2 separate regions of the Homo sapiens genome follow, and region 2 is linked to region 1. A link is a loop called in an ENCODE intact Hi-C map of the cell type or tissue named here. Cell type or tissue: heart left ventricle. All regions are shown on one strand. Links, peaks and the distances in the headings refer to the core of each region. The heading gives the core; the rest is flanking DNA.

Region 1 (7,192 bases), core at 1,046-6,045:
GTGAAAGCTCAATGAACAATGCAGAAGGAACTCTCCTATTCTCTATAAATTAACAACACATACTTTTTAGTTTAGAAGAGAAAAAGAAGTGATTTGTGTTGAATATTTCTCCTGTTCAGAAACTAAATGGTCTCATAAAAACTTGTTTTCAAATTTCTAAAAGCATTTTATTAGTCATATTAAAATAAAAAATTACACAACTATCATACAAGTTTATATAATGTCTGCTTTTGGACACTTGGAAGAAACTGTTACCACAATTGTGAAAAGAATCCCTAGCTACTGACCTGTTAAAAACAGAATCATTTCTATCTACTCAAAAATAAATGTCCATATCATATATCACTGATGAGTACAATCCAAGTGTGCTTTAAATGAATCTAAATTCATTTCTTTCTACAAATATTAACGGTCCCCTCAATAGAGTGAGAAATAAAGCAACTGGTCTTTTCAAAGTTTTGGGCAACTTGTTTTCTCTTTATTGTAAAAGAAGGGTTGGGAATGAATCTAAATGAAAAGGAACATATAATACAATTTCAAATAATCTATTTTCAATTCTAACTTTTACTAAAGTACATGGGAAAAAAATATTCTACTTGTTAATATATTCCTCTGAAACACACGAAAAAGAAAAAGGGTGGGAAACACTCCTTTGCCTTATGTCACCAAAATGGTGCCACATTCAACATAAGAACACTCTTCGTGATTATAAATGAACATTCTTTTCATTCCTGTGGATGAAAACATACAAAAATCTAAAAGACAGCTGCTAATGCCAAAAGATACCACTGTTTTCAATTATCTAGCAAATGAATAGTAAGTAAAAAAACAACTTCAAAAAGAACAGAGGTGATGCATTTTTTAATACCTAAGACATTACATATTATATTTGGGTTCTTCCACTGCTTCCTTGAAATTGCTGGTATGAATATATAATCCACTGAGGTAGTTTCACTTTTGTGCCAACCAAAGTAGCTTTTATCTTTTATTTACCTTAATTCAAAATCTGCAAGCAGATTCTAAAGGCCACCTTCTATTTCTATCATATATACTCAAAGGTGGAAATAGTTCTCCACAAAAATAGACTCACAAGAAATACAAAAACATTTGCTCTTCTCTATCAAATTTTACATATGTAAAAGCAGCTTTTCTTAGCATTTCTTAATTAACTATGAAAAGTGTTGAGGCAAAATTCCAATAATGGTCTAGAATATCAAAGCTAAGAATTTTTCCTTTACGTTTCTTCTTTACATTTTGACCACAATCCGTATTTTGTCTCTCTTTTTAAAGTGCACCTTAGTGGTCTGCATCTAGCAATAACTGTTTTAATAACCTAAGCAAAAAAGCCAAAGTTCATAAACATACTTTGTTTCTACATTTTGAATGCAGAGGAAAAATACATTTTTTTCTTTCAGGAAAACTTAGATCTAAGTTATTGAGTTCCCTTTAAGTGGATTTATCATTACCTGGCACAGCCAAAAATGTCTTCAAGCTCTACATTTCTATAGGTAATTATCAAACCAAACAACATTTAAAGTACTCAAGAACAAAGCTTCACTTTTTTCCAAACAATAAACAAGGTTACGATTTGAAATAATTTAATGAATGAATATAATGAATGAATAAATTTAATGAATGACTCCCACTGCTCAAGTTACAACAAATTCCAAAGGCAAACTCTGTCCTTTTATTTCATCATTTCAACTACACATATGAAAACCCCCAATTCTTTTGATTACATTCAACTAGATCCAATGTATTTTTGTATAAATTTTTCAGAAATGAGAGGAAAACAGCAGCTTTTCCCTCAGCATCCATTTAAGAGCCACCAAGAATAACAAAAGGATGCTGTCTGCCTAGAGGGAATGAAACAAAGCTGCCTATCTTTCTTCTCCCAGACATTGCCAACATCCTAAAAACAAAAACAACATAGGGAGCATACAACACCATCAGGGGGGAAAAGTCTACTGAGAGCATCACCTCAAAGTGTTTACGTAGAACAGACAGGGTGGTATGTTGCCAAGGTGGATAGTTCTTTGCCACATAGATGGTGCAATGTGAGGGCTTCTGCAGGGGTTGTTTGTCAGTCTTCTAGACGGTAAAAGAAAGGAAAAACATTCAATAGCTTTTATATAAACCAAAAATGAGAAGAACCCTCCCCCAACATACACCACCACGGTCTTCACCATTAATGAAAATCTTTTTAACTTTCATTATTGTTAAATGTTATCTGATCAATAACTTTTAAGGAATAATCCTTTAAAAAAAAAAACAAAAAAACTTTACCTTCCCTTTAGCTGGCATCATATAGTTCTTGAGTCGTAGTCTAAGGTCATGTGTTACTTCCATAAGATACTGTGAGGAGTGTATTAAAACTTCATTAACAGGACCTGCCACAGGCCATGAAGCATTCATAATTGAGTCAGGCTTTTAAAAAAAGAAAAACAAAAAAACCTTCAGTGAGATTAGACAATATAACTATTTTACGGTTCTTGATTATAGTTTCATACCAAGGATACCATCTGTAATTGTGTGCTCAGAGTTCAAACTTGACTACACATAACACACTTGCACAGCCCCTGATCTAATGTTCCCTAGAATTCAAGCTGTGAAGTCTGACTCTACATTCTTAATTAGCATCCATTTGTACAAGCATATTAATACCCACACACATATGCTCACTTTCAAAGAAAATTATGTAATGCTAATTTGCCTAAATTTAATCATTATTATATAAATTATGCATACACTCAGTTTTTATCCTGCTAATACATCCAGTATTCAAGTACGGTTATTTGGTATATAGATCATGAGCACATTTCTGTATTGTTCATGCATTTAAAAATACAAAAGAGCCTAGCTAATATGGCTGGAAAGGAGTTATTAAACCAGCCAATCTATTTATCTGTAAGCCTGGGAGAAATAACTGAATTTATATTCATAGTAAGAATGCTACTATCCCTGAATATTAAGTCCTATATATGCCAGAAGTTTTATATAAAACAAGAATACTTACACAAATATACACAAATATACACCTATATCTTTGTTTTTAAGCAGCTCATAACAATTGTTTATATCTTTCTCAATATTTTCACCTTTTAAAAATATGTATGCACTGTTGTGTATATAAATAAGGGCACATATATCCATCTGAATAGGAGATAGCTCTGGTTTAACCCGTCATAATTATGATGCTGAATCCAGCATTACTCTTGAATTACTCACTTTCAGACTTTCTCTCTTAAGTAACAATATTAGCACAACACTTATTTAATGAAGCCAAAATCAAAACCACTCGAAACATTTTAAATGCATGAAGGTACCTTTCCCAGGAGTGTCCAGATGTGCTCACACAAATGTGGACAGAATGGAGCGAGGAGAAGTGTCTGAACTTCAATAAACCGGAACACAAGTTCTCTGTGCATCCCTTCCACAGCCAATTCACGGTACTTATCTTTTGCGGCCTATAAAATTTGAAATTATTTACCATTTCCCTCACCTTCTTTAAAATAAAAATAAAGGGAAAAATTGCAGTATCTTGGTTTTAACACATTTTTAAGTTTCTAGTCTTTTAAAAATCCATAACAAATTACTGTAAAGGTTTTACTTTAAGAATCTGCAAGTATTTATCTTTGTCCAAAGTATATGGCAGTTTTATACTAATAATTCTCAAAAAAAGAATTTTTTTACAGACAGTTTGTAACTGAGACATAAAAGTTGAACAACTTTAACTGTATATTAAGGGTGACTGCTCTTAGCAGCATATAGGATATTAAATATAAAAAAAGACTATAAATACAACACATTGCTATGCCCAGCCATTTATCCTTATTTAACCACAACTCTGAAAACCAAGTTATATAAAACTCAATGTGATATTTTACACAGCTCATTGCGTAAAGCTACATTTTTACTTTAAGCACTTTAAATGCCAAACTTGAGGAAATACTGACACCTTGTGGAAAACCTCAGAAAACGCTTGCTCTCAAATTAATGGCAATTAATTACAATTTTGCCTTTGTTTTTATCAATTTTGAAATGTTTTCCTGGAAAGTATAGCTGAATTTTAGATTTAATCTCCTTTATATTAATGCTCATAGCTTAACTAGGAGCAGAATTATTAAATTAAATGGACACAATAGAAAAAATACCAAAGATAATAACTTAAAATCACAATTTATTGAAGAATTTAAAATTTTTCTGGCAGGATTTTCAGTCTACACTTTAGGCGAGTAATTGTGCTATAGCAGGAAGAAAAAAGGGGGAAAATACATAATGTTCACATTGACATGTTTTATAGCTACCAAAAGAATCAACAGCCTACCTGAAACTCAAAAAACCCTGTTTTCAAAGCTTCTTTAAACATCATCTTTTCATAGTTTTGATCTGTTTTTATAATTCCTGCATTCAATTCACTATTGAATACGGGGAAAAAAAGGTTATTGAGTTTAAAGGCACTTATACATAGCTATAAAAAACTGCTGCATACACAAATTTAAAATACTGCTTTTTAATATACAAATTTGAAATACTGCTCATTTAAGCAGTAAAATGAGAACAATGCCCAGAACATTTAAAACTGCTCAACACAACACCATCTTTGCGTTCCTTAAAACAAATTACTGCAATCTCTCTATTGTCTATCCATCCTTAAGTACTGTCATCTGACACTGCTTAGGGCTCCTGTTTATGACAATAAATGATGCTTCTTCAGAAATTTCCTGATGGACACTTTATTCTTATAAAGCCCAAAATGCAACATGAAAATAGCCTAACTAAGGTTGTAGCCAAGTTTTTTTTTTTTTTTTTTTTTTTTTTTGAGACAGGGTCTCTGTCACCTAGGCTAGAATGCAGTGGTATGATCACAACTCACTGCAGCCTCAAACTCCTAGGCTCAAAGAATCTTCTCACCTCAGCCTCCCAAGTACTAGGACTACAGGCGCAAGCCACCACACCCAGCTAATTTTTTTTTTTTTTGTAGAGACAGGATCTCACTTTGTTGCCCTGGCTGGTCTCAAACTCCTGGGCTCAAGCAATCCTCCCACCTCAGCCTTTCAAAGTGCCTGGTTTACAGGCGTGAGCCACAGTGCCTGGCCATAGCCAGGTTTTAATTATTGCATTTACAATAACTAATACTGGATATCAGAAAAAAATTTTCTCATACCAATCCAGGTTCTTCTTAATTTGGCCTAATCTGGCCCCAACCTGTTTCATTTCCTACCTCTGCCCACAAGATAATGTACTTCAAATAAATATCAGACCCTTTCCATGGCTTATCCACACTTTCTCCTCTCCCTGAAAACATTGTTTATTTTTCAAGAAACCCAGAATTTGGCCGGGCGTGGTGGCTCACGCCTGTAATCCCAGCACTTTGGGAGACTGAGGCAGGTGGATCACAAGGTCATGAGTTCGAGACCAGCCTGGCCAACACAGTGAAACCCCATCTCTACTAAAAATACAAAAAATTGGCCAGACGTGGTGGCAGGCACCTGTAATCCCAGCTAGTAGGGAGGCTGGGGCAGAAGAATAGCTTGAACCTGGCAGAGGCTGCAGTGAGCTGAGATTGTGCCATTGCACTCCAGCCTGAGTGACAGTGCGAGACTCTGTCTCAGGAAAAAAAAAAAAGAAACCCAGAAGTCACATGACATCTCTGAATTCTCCTTGTCTCTATTATTGTGCTTAGAAACTGGGTGTTTGTCTCTCTTGCTAGACAATAAGGATCAGGTCTCATTCATCTTTATAATACCAGTGCGTAGGATGACTCCAAAGATATTTATCCTTTTCTTTTAATCTACTTTTCCTTTAACCATTTTGCCCTACTCGAAAACAAGACAACATGGTAAAATGGTTATGAGAACAGACTTTCAAGACAGACAGAAGCAAGTTCATATCCCAAGTTTGCAACTACTAGCTTTAAGGCATTTAAGGAAATACTTAATTGTTCTAAGCTTCAGTTTCTTTATTTATAAAATAGAGCTAATAATATCTGTATTAAATAAGGTTGCTTTGAGGTTAAAGTCAGATAATGGACACAAAATACTTAGCATAGTACCCGGCACAAGTAAGCCTTCAATGAACACTAGCTATTATTATCATTAGTTTATTTTATTAAAAAAAAAAAAGAAAAGAAAAGAAAAAGAAAACAAAAATGCACCAGGACTAAGTAACTCTAAAACACAAAATGATTGGGATCTACAGATTACCTGGCAAAAACTCTATCATTGAAAGTGCTGGCAGGACCACTTCTTAGGCTGTCCCAGTTGGCAACCATTTCTTTCACCCACTCTACCCAGGTGTACAGACGGAGAATACCTGCATCTGCCATGGCTTCCACAAAGTTGGCATCTTCTACAGTGTCACCAGCATCAGCCAGAGCCAAACGCATTCCTGGAAGAAGAAAAAAAAATTCAATGCATTAAAAATATGGTTACTGAGTATCAACTGTGTCCTATGTGTCCAGTTGGATACCTTGCAAAGCCCATATATAAATTAACAAATGCTTTAAAGGACTGTCCTGGATCAACAACAAAAATTAAAATCACCAAAAAGTAGCATCCCTAACCGTGATGTTAAAATATTCGAACCATCCATATTGATTTGCATCCACTAAGCACCAATATGTGTTTCTTCTCAGGCATGTTGAGTTAATGAGATAAAGTGATCTTTAATGAGGCAGAGATAGAAAATGATAAAGTGGGGATAAAGACACACCTTTCATTGTGGTTTTCTTATCAACATTTCAGCCTCATTTAGAGGTAGCAAAATACATTTTAATACATGAGAATACACACTGGTGCCTTATGTGTACAAATGCATATGAATTTTTCTCAGTTTTGAAACTAGGTTCTTACAAGTTTATCACTAATAAAACTTTACTTTTTCAATTCTCATCTCTCAGTACTACCAAAATCTTCCATTCTAAAATATTGAAAAAAAGAACCTAAATGTCCATCAATTAAACTGTAGGATATCCCTACAATGGAACACTATAGGGTTGCAAAAAAAAAAAAAAAAAAAAGAGGGAACTCATTATGTAGTTATTTCCGTCTTTAGCTTTGGTGTCCAATCAAAGCATTCAGGTTCTGCACTTTGCCTTTTCCACTTAACAGTTCATATTTGTATACTAACCCATACATACACATATCTATGTTTTTTGTTTGTTTGTTTGAGATGGAGTTTCGCTCTTGTT
Region 2 (7,192 bases), core at 1,279-6,278, 190 kb before region 1:
ACATTATTATTGACTGTTTATTGTGCCCTGCCACACATGAGGCATGCTACAAAATGTAGAAGGAGTTACAGCCCTTGCAGGAGAGTGTAATAGGTATTATTATTGAACTTGATTCTATGATGAGCTCAGGCCAGGATAATACTAAGTATAAAGTACTCCACTCAGAGAGCATAAATAACCTGTTGTCACAGGGCACCATTTTGTAAAACACCTCTTTCAAAGGACTTGCCGATAACCTGGCACCCTGAAAAAGTTCGTTTAACTTTCTGTCCATGAGCTTTTGAAGCCCAAAGTCTGTTCTGCTCACCTAGACTCATCTAAAAAACAAGCTCATCAAGCTCTTTTTGTTGGCTCAAAGAGGCCTGATGCTTCCTGTGCCAACCAGTGTTCTAGGGTGGAACCAATAGTCACACCTCATGGTGCCAGCCCATAGAGAGAAAAAAATTGCCTATTGTGCCTACATGTCTAAAACCCTCCCTAGATGATTGTGTAAAAAGAAAACTTGAGAAACAGCTGTAGGTTTCTGCAGTGTGCATTTATTTCAAACCAACAGGCAAGATCACCAGACTCCTCCAGGAAGAGGTCCTGGTGGTGCAAATTCCACTGGTTCTTCTTATTCCTTCCCTAATACAGTTAAAGCAAAGGAACTTGGCAAGCCTTCAAAAGGATTGTAGGTTCCTGAATAGCTGATCTCTCTTCTTCCTCATTCTGCTACACTTTAGTAATATTTCTGATTTAGGATAGGTGGTAAAGCAGAGAAGTTATGAATCTGTGGACTTGGGTTTGAGAAATACCCAAATTCAAATCCTGACTCTGCCCCTCAACAGTTCTGCACTTTGGGTGAGTCACTTAAACCTCAGGTCCTCCAATTCCCCATCTGTAAATTGGAGATAATGGTAGTACCTACCTCAGAGGGTTGTTGTGAGAAATAAGTGAGATGATTCATGTCACTTAGCTCTTAGCACAGAGACTGGCTCATATTAAGTGCTCAGTAAATGTTAGCTGTGGTTGTTGTTGAAGTGACTCAATACTTTCTACTCTAAATTACACACACCCTTTCAGCCCCTTATTAAGCAAGTGCCATCCAGAGACGGTCCTTGGTACCCTGATTTTTGCATTGTTTTGTTTGCCTCCACATGATCCGTGGCCATGATTCAGATGTGTGATTCTTCCCAGCATGTGCTGGCTTCGCAGCTCACTTCCAGAACCCTTAAGGCACTATGATCCATTCTAGGAGAAAACTCCCTAACTAACTTCACTTTCCCCAAACAGCACCTTCAAAGGAAAACCATACACAGGGCAAGAACCTGGTCTACTTCCTCCGCATCATCAATTCTTTATTAACATTTTTATCTTTCGTTTTTTCCTGCTTCTCACTCTATTCCCCAACACAAATATTGCCATGGGTTCTGTAGGGATGGACTTTCTCCCTACCTTGCTAGCATCATGCCAGTCACACACGTTTCTGTCTTACTTGCCCCTTATCAGCAAGAACACACCTGCCACCTCCAGCACACAGACCAGGTGGCTTTGTCCTAGAAACTTTTCAGCTGGTGTTGCAAGCAACTGATGGGGAAAAAAAATGAGGTCAGAAAACATATCAGGGAATGAGGCTGGGTAGAAACCAGAAGGTGGACTAGCCCCTTTCCTGAGTCTCAGAGGTTGTGTCCTGTAATAGAGCTGTGATACAGACAGTGGGGTTTTTGCTAAATTTGCAAGGGGATTAAAATCATCCCAGGCCCCTGAAAACAGCAGATAGGTGCCATCTGGGACAGCAAGGACCATATGTAGTAGGTGGAGGAAGACATAAAGGTAGGGGCTAAGGTTGAGAAGTCAAGAGACCCAGATGGTTCTCCAGCTTCACACACATTTACAAACATTTTTAATAACCACATGGCCCCACACTGGCACTGCCTTCAATCTCTCTCAGTGTACCTCTTTTCTAGTTAGTCTCCTCTCTTTTATTGCTTACTGTAGCATTTAAGGATTTATGGTGAAGTGGGCTGTATTTGTGCCAGGATTCAATTGTTTGTTAGCTGTGTGGCCTTAGGCAAGTCACTTAACCTCTCTGATCCTCAGTTTCTAGACTTATATAATAGGAATAATAAAGGCATACTTATATCATACAGCTATTGTGAGATTAAAATGATTAAAATGAGATTAAAATGATATACATATATATAATATATATAAAGAGCTTAGCACAAGTGCCTGGCATATAACAGAAGCTAATAAATGTTAGCAACAGTAAATAACAAAAGAGTAACAATGGAAGAGAAAGTCAGCTGGCACTAGAGTTCTTTGCACACACACAGAAACATGCAGGGATCTCCATTAAAAAAAAAAAAGGAACCAAAGAGTACTGCAAAAGGAAAGGGAGTTCTCAAAAAGACAAAACTGTAGTGATGAGAAATAGGTCAGTGGTAGCCAGGGGTTATGGACTGGGGGAGGATGGGACCAAAAAGGGGCAGAATGAGGTGATAGAACTGTTACATATCCTGATTGTGGTAGTAATTAAATGAAACTATGTATGTGTTAAAATTTATACAAATAAATGCCAAGAGACAAAAGTCGATTTTACCGTATGACAATATTTTAAGAAAGGAAAGTAAGTTCTTGCACATTTCTTTTAGCCTCTGCCTGATATTCACCTGACCCACTCTGATTTCCTTTCATTTCTATGTGTATTGGATCAATGCTATTTCTGAGAAAAACTTCACTATCACTTAAGTGATCAGGGTAATCCCTGCAGTGGGTTCCTCCGTGTTGTAGACAGCCATTCCATTACCTACTTCAGTTTTTTGTTTTTGTTTTTGTTTTTGTTTTTGTTTTATCAGTTAAAGGTGTCTGGCCAAGCAGTGGACAAACCCAATAAACAGCTCACTCCCCACAGGATGGCCTAAGCTCTGAGGCAATGGGTGGGGCATAAGGTTTTTCTTACTCAACCTCAATTATTTGCCGTGTGCATTAGGGACATGTTACCTAAGGGATTAGCCAATATATATTTTTGTGTTGTTTCATTTCCCCTTAGGAAAAGTTGCCTGCCCACCTGTCCGTTCATGCTATAAAAAGTCTCAGGAGAGAAGAAATGTGCCTATTCAGCCCTTGACTCTTGAAGAGCATTCTCATCTGGCCCATTGCCAGCACTGTTACATCACTTTGGCTTAGCTGGGACCAGCTCAGATATAGGTTGTGCAGCCCTAATTTGAAAATCTGACATCCAAAATGCTCCAAAATCCAACACTTTTTGAGTGCTGACATGAGGCTTAAAGGAAGTGTTCATCAAAGCATTTTGAATTTCAGATTTTAGATTTTTCAATTTGGGATGCTCAACTAGTATGTATTCTGCAAATATTCCAAAATCCAAAAAAAATCTGAAATCTGAAACTCTTCTGGTCCCAAGGGATACTCAACCTGGACAACTTTACTCAATTTCTTTTCCCTTTTTTTTTTTTTTTTTTAAATTATGCTTTAGAGACAGGGTCTCATTCCGTCACAGTGCAGTGCAGTGCAGTGGCCCAATTATAGCTTGCTGCAGCCTCGAACTCCTGGGCTCAAGCAATCCTGCCTCAGCTTCCTGAGCAGCTACAACTACAGGCACACACCACACCTGACTCTCCCTTCCTTTCTCCTTCTATTTATTCATGCTTGTACTTTAGACCAGCCTTTCACATGGTGAATTCTGTAATGGGTGTGCCACACAGTGCCAGGGTCAAACAAACCTGAGATTAAAGTAAAACTAAACATTTTCCCTTTGCTGCAGGACTTTTTGCACGTTTTACCATGCTGATGAATTGTAAATTTCTAAGTGAGAGCTTAATAAGAAACATTTCCCACATTTCTATGGCACTGACACCCCTTTCTTCTCCCTTTTCTTGTATTAGCCTCTTAGTAATATTAATTGTCCATGGAACAAAATTTGAGAAACGCTGTCTCAGAGTTCACATGCTCAGTCATAATGCAAAAGATATTTTTAGGAAACTGTTGGAAACTCACTATTGCCACCCTCTGCAGTATTTATTTAGTTCCTACCAGTTTTCAGCTATAGGCACTATGGTAACCTGCACAGCAAAGCAAAGATTCTCACCTCCTCAGTGCAGAAACCAGTCAAGACTAATTGGTAAACCAACTAGTCAGTATACCTGTATACAAAGATACATATATAGAGACATACATGTATCAAAATTAGGGATATTGATATTGATTTTAAGGTATTCATTATAAGATGTATTGTCTATTTAGTTATAGTTCTTAGAGGGAAAGAGAAACACTACTATGTTACATGCTCACTGTAGGATGCATCCAATTTTAGAAATGTTAAGATGTGAAAAAAGAAGTGTCTTACCAAAGAGTACATACTGTCTTATTCCACTTATGTAAAATTGTAGAAAAGACAAAACCATAAACTATAGTGATTTTTTGCATAATGAAAATGTTTTATGCAATGGTATATAGTTTTACGAAAACATCAAAGTAGACACTTAAACTGGGTACATTTTTGTATGTAAATTATAACCCCATAAACTTGATTAAGACAAAGAATTCTTAGACTCAAGAAATGATGGTTTATGAAAATATCAGGTGGCAAGGCAATTCAGTTTGAACAAAATGAAGCTTGATTGATAAAAAGAAACTTCCTAGAAAAACAAAAAGATGTTTTAAAAGTCAGGAAGTGTATGGTCAAGGGAAGAAAAGGCAGGGTCTGTTCTGGGCATGTGGACCTAGAAAAGGCAGGATAGGGCAGGGATATCTTGAATGAGAATTGAAGCTGAAAGAGAAGGGAAGGAAACAGATAGAGGAGAGGCAGAGTGACTAGATACTTGCCTTCCTATCAGGGTGACTAGATACCACCAGGAAGACGCATGTCAAGCATTCTCTGTAATAAAGTCTCTCCAGCAGCCCTCATGCCAGACTTGTTGCCTGCCATTGTGAGGACTATCAGCTGTATCTACAGCAACTTCTTGGATTCAGTGCAGCCAAACAAGAAGTTATCTCTACTCCAAGCAGGTGACCGAGCTTACTGGGTAACTGAGGAGCAGTCTCCATGTCCTTGGCAGACAAAGCCAGTCTTTTCCATTGAAATGGTCAGGTTACCTGAAACCCCTAGCACACATGAACACCAGCAAGAACATCCAAAGCAAGTGATATAACATGAGCAGGGAAAGATAAATCTGTTCACCATGAGCTGCTTCCTGCATCTGGGGCCTGTGCCAGTCCCCAGGGTCACACTGCCCCAGATCCCCAGCTCAGAAGCCAGAGCATTCAACAAACTGTTCCTAAGTGCCTGCTATGTACCAGGCTCTGTCTTGAAAGCTCACACCAGGGACACTCATGAGCTCAGACTCCAGGACTCAAATAGTAGCTGAGTTCATCTCAGATCTCTGTCATTTCTTCGATCTTTTTTCCGAGTACAAACAAAACAGGCAACTCATCTTATCTCTGAATACTGTGCTCAGAGCACCCAGCCCACAGCTTGGCCCATATTAGGAATTTTTTTTAATGGAAGAGTAAATAAATAAACACAATCATGCCTGTGGTAGACCTCATGGGATCATGAAATAACTCCTCATTATGCAGAAATGAACCCTTTATGAATTGAGCCATTACAGAGCTATTTGAGAAACAAGTGGCACACTATATTAGGCATAAAGTCATGTGGTGACTGAAACATTCTTGCTGTGAATCACCTTATTAAATACCTTTTTGGGTGATGAACATCATTCTCGGGAAAATACAGTGGGCCAGCTTCAAGATCTCTTAGCTCATGAGTCGCTAACCCTAAGAAGATAGGCAGTGCCACTCTGCATATGACTAAACTCTTACATCATACACCACAAATTTCATGTGCTCTTTGATCTTGAGAGAAACACTTCATCTTAACTGACACTTAGTCATAGGGATACCAGTGACAGAAAGGAAGAGGCTCTGAAAGAATTTGCCACTGAGTTTATGAGTTGAACTGACCTGGCCTCCAATATGAAGGGAAGACAGTGTTTCCAGTAGAAACATGGCCCCTGTACTTGTGCTGCCAAAGCCCTAATTTTATCAGTTTTTTCAACAATTATATTTTTTATTGTGGTAAAATACACATAACATAAAATCTACCATGTTAGCCTTTGCTAAGTGTTCAGTTCAGCAGCATTAAGTACATTGATCTTGTTATGCAAGTGTCACCACTATCCATCTTCAGAACTTTTTCATCACCCCATACTGAAACTCTGTACCCATTGAACAATAACTTTCCATTCTGTCCTCTCCCATATATATATATATATATTTAAAATAAAATTATATATATTTAAATTATTTCTGAATAATAGGAATAGGTATTTAGTATTATTTTTAAAATATGTATTCCAATTTTCTGCTGCTTCTGACCTTAGACATCTGATGATACAAGTAAACAAGACAATGTTTGCTTAATGTTTACAAGACAATGCTGTCCATTCATGAGTACTGCCTGTGTGTTTCTGGGCAAGTTACTTAGTGACTCTGATCATTGTTACTATGAAATAGAAATAGTAAGGCTCACCTCATATGGTTATTGGGAGGATTTAATGAGATGATGCCTATAAAGTGCTTAGCACAGGGCCTGGCACCAAATAAGCTCCCAGTATGATTAGCTATCTCCTTGTACTCCTCCAGGTAGGTTTCTCTTTTCACATGCTATCATGCCCACCACAGTTGGACTGCTATTTCCCTGTGCTATAGACCTGGGGATAATAAAAATCATGGCATCACTTGGAGGATATATCAAGATAATTCTTATAAAGCTCATAGCACAGGGCCTGACTCATAGTAAGCTCAGTGGCAATCAATGTCAGGCATTGTTATTATTAATATTTCCCAGGTCTCACTTGTTCAACAGACACATATAAGATGTCTTTGATGGGTAAAGTCCCTTTGCTTGGGCTCCAAAAGTGAGAGAGACAGGATCCATGTCCTCAATAGCTTGTGGTCTTTTATGTAAACCACATACTACTTAAAATATTACCAAATAGCTTGTGGTCTTTTATGTAAACCACATACCACTTAAACTTTATTTTCAAGTTATTTTAAGATTTATTAACTGCATCTTACTTATTATGCATGATGCAGTTAATAAATCTTAAAATAAAGGGTGTTCACATGTGTTACGAGAGCACAGATGAAGAACTGGTCAACTCTACAAACAGAGTACATGTATGGAGGA

Evidence for each region. Hi-C counts contacts between places; a loop is a spot of excess contacts. Peaks named below come from ENCODE experiments on the same cell type or tissue, not always from the same donor. Only the 100,000 strongest peaks of a DNase experiment are listed, where the experiment ranks them.
Region 2: a loop joins it to region 1, with 2.3 times the contacts of the local background. A loop is called at or near these places in 1 of 110 quality-filtered maps.

What each region holds. Positions count from the first base shown.
Region 1 is chr5:146,126,692-146,133,883 of GRCh38, forward strand. LARS1 (leucyl-tRNA synthetase 1) reads right to left here. Exons shown (of 32, transcript NM_020117.11): 23 at 6,207-6,390; 24 at 4,328-4,418; 25 at 3,327-3,467; 26 at 2,287-2,427; 27 at 1,981-2,091. Among named protein-coding and RNA genes, the nearest start is that of PLAC8L1, 25 kb to the left of the region's middle. RefSeq lists an enhancer at 6,468-6,637. In heart left ventricle, for the core only: a CTCF peak has its summit at 3,967 (motif pointing left); no DNase peak of the experiment used is centred there.
Region 2 is chr5:145,940,895-145,948,086 of GRCh38, forward strand. All of the region lies in intron 2 of SH3RF2 (SH3 domain containing ring finger 2), which reads left to right. All of the region lies in intron 3 of LOC107986458 (a long non-coding RNA gene), which reads right to left. Among named protein-coding and RNA genes, the nearest start is that of SH3RF2, 7.9 kb to the left of the region's middle. In heart left ventricle, for the core only: no CTCF peak of the experiment used is centred there; no DNase peak of the experiment used is centred there; H3K27ac peaks cover 988 bases.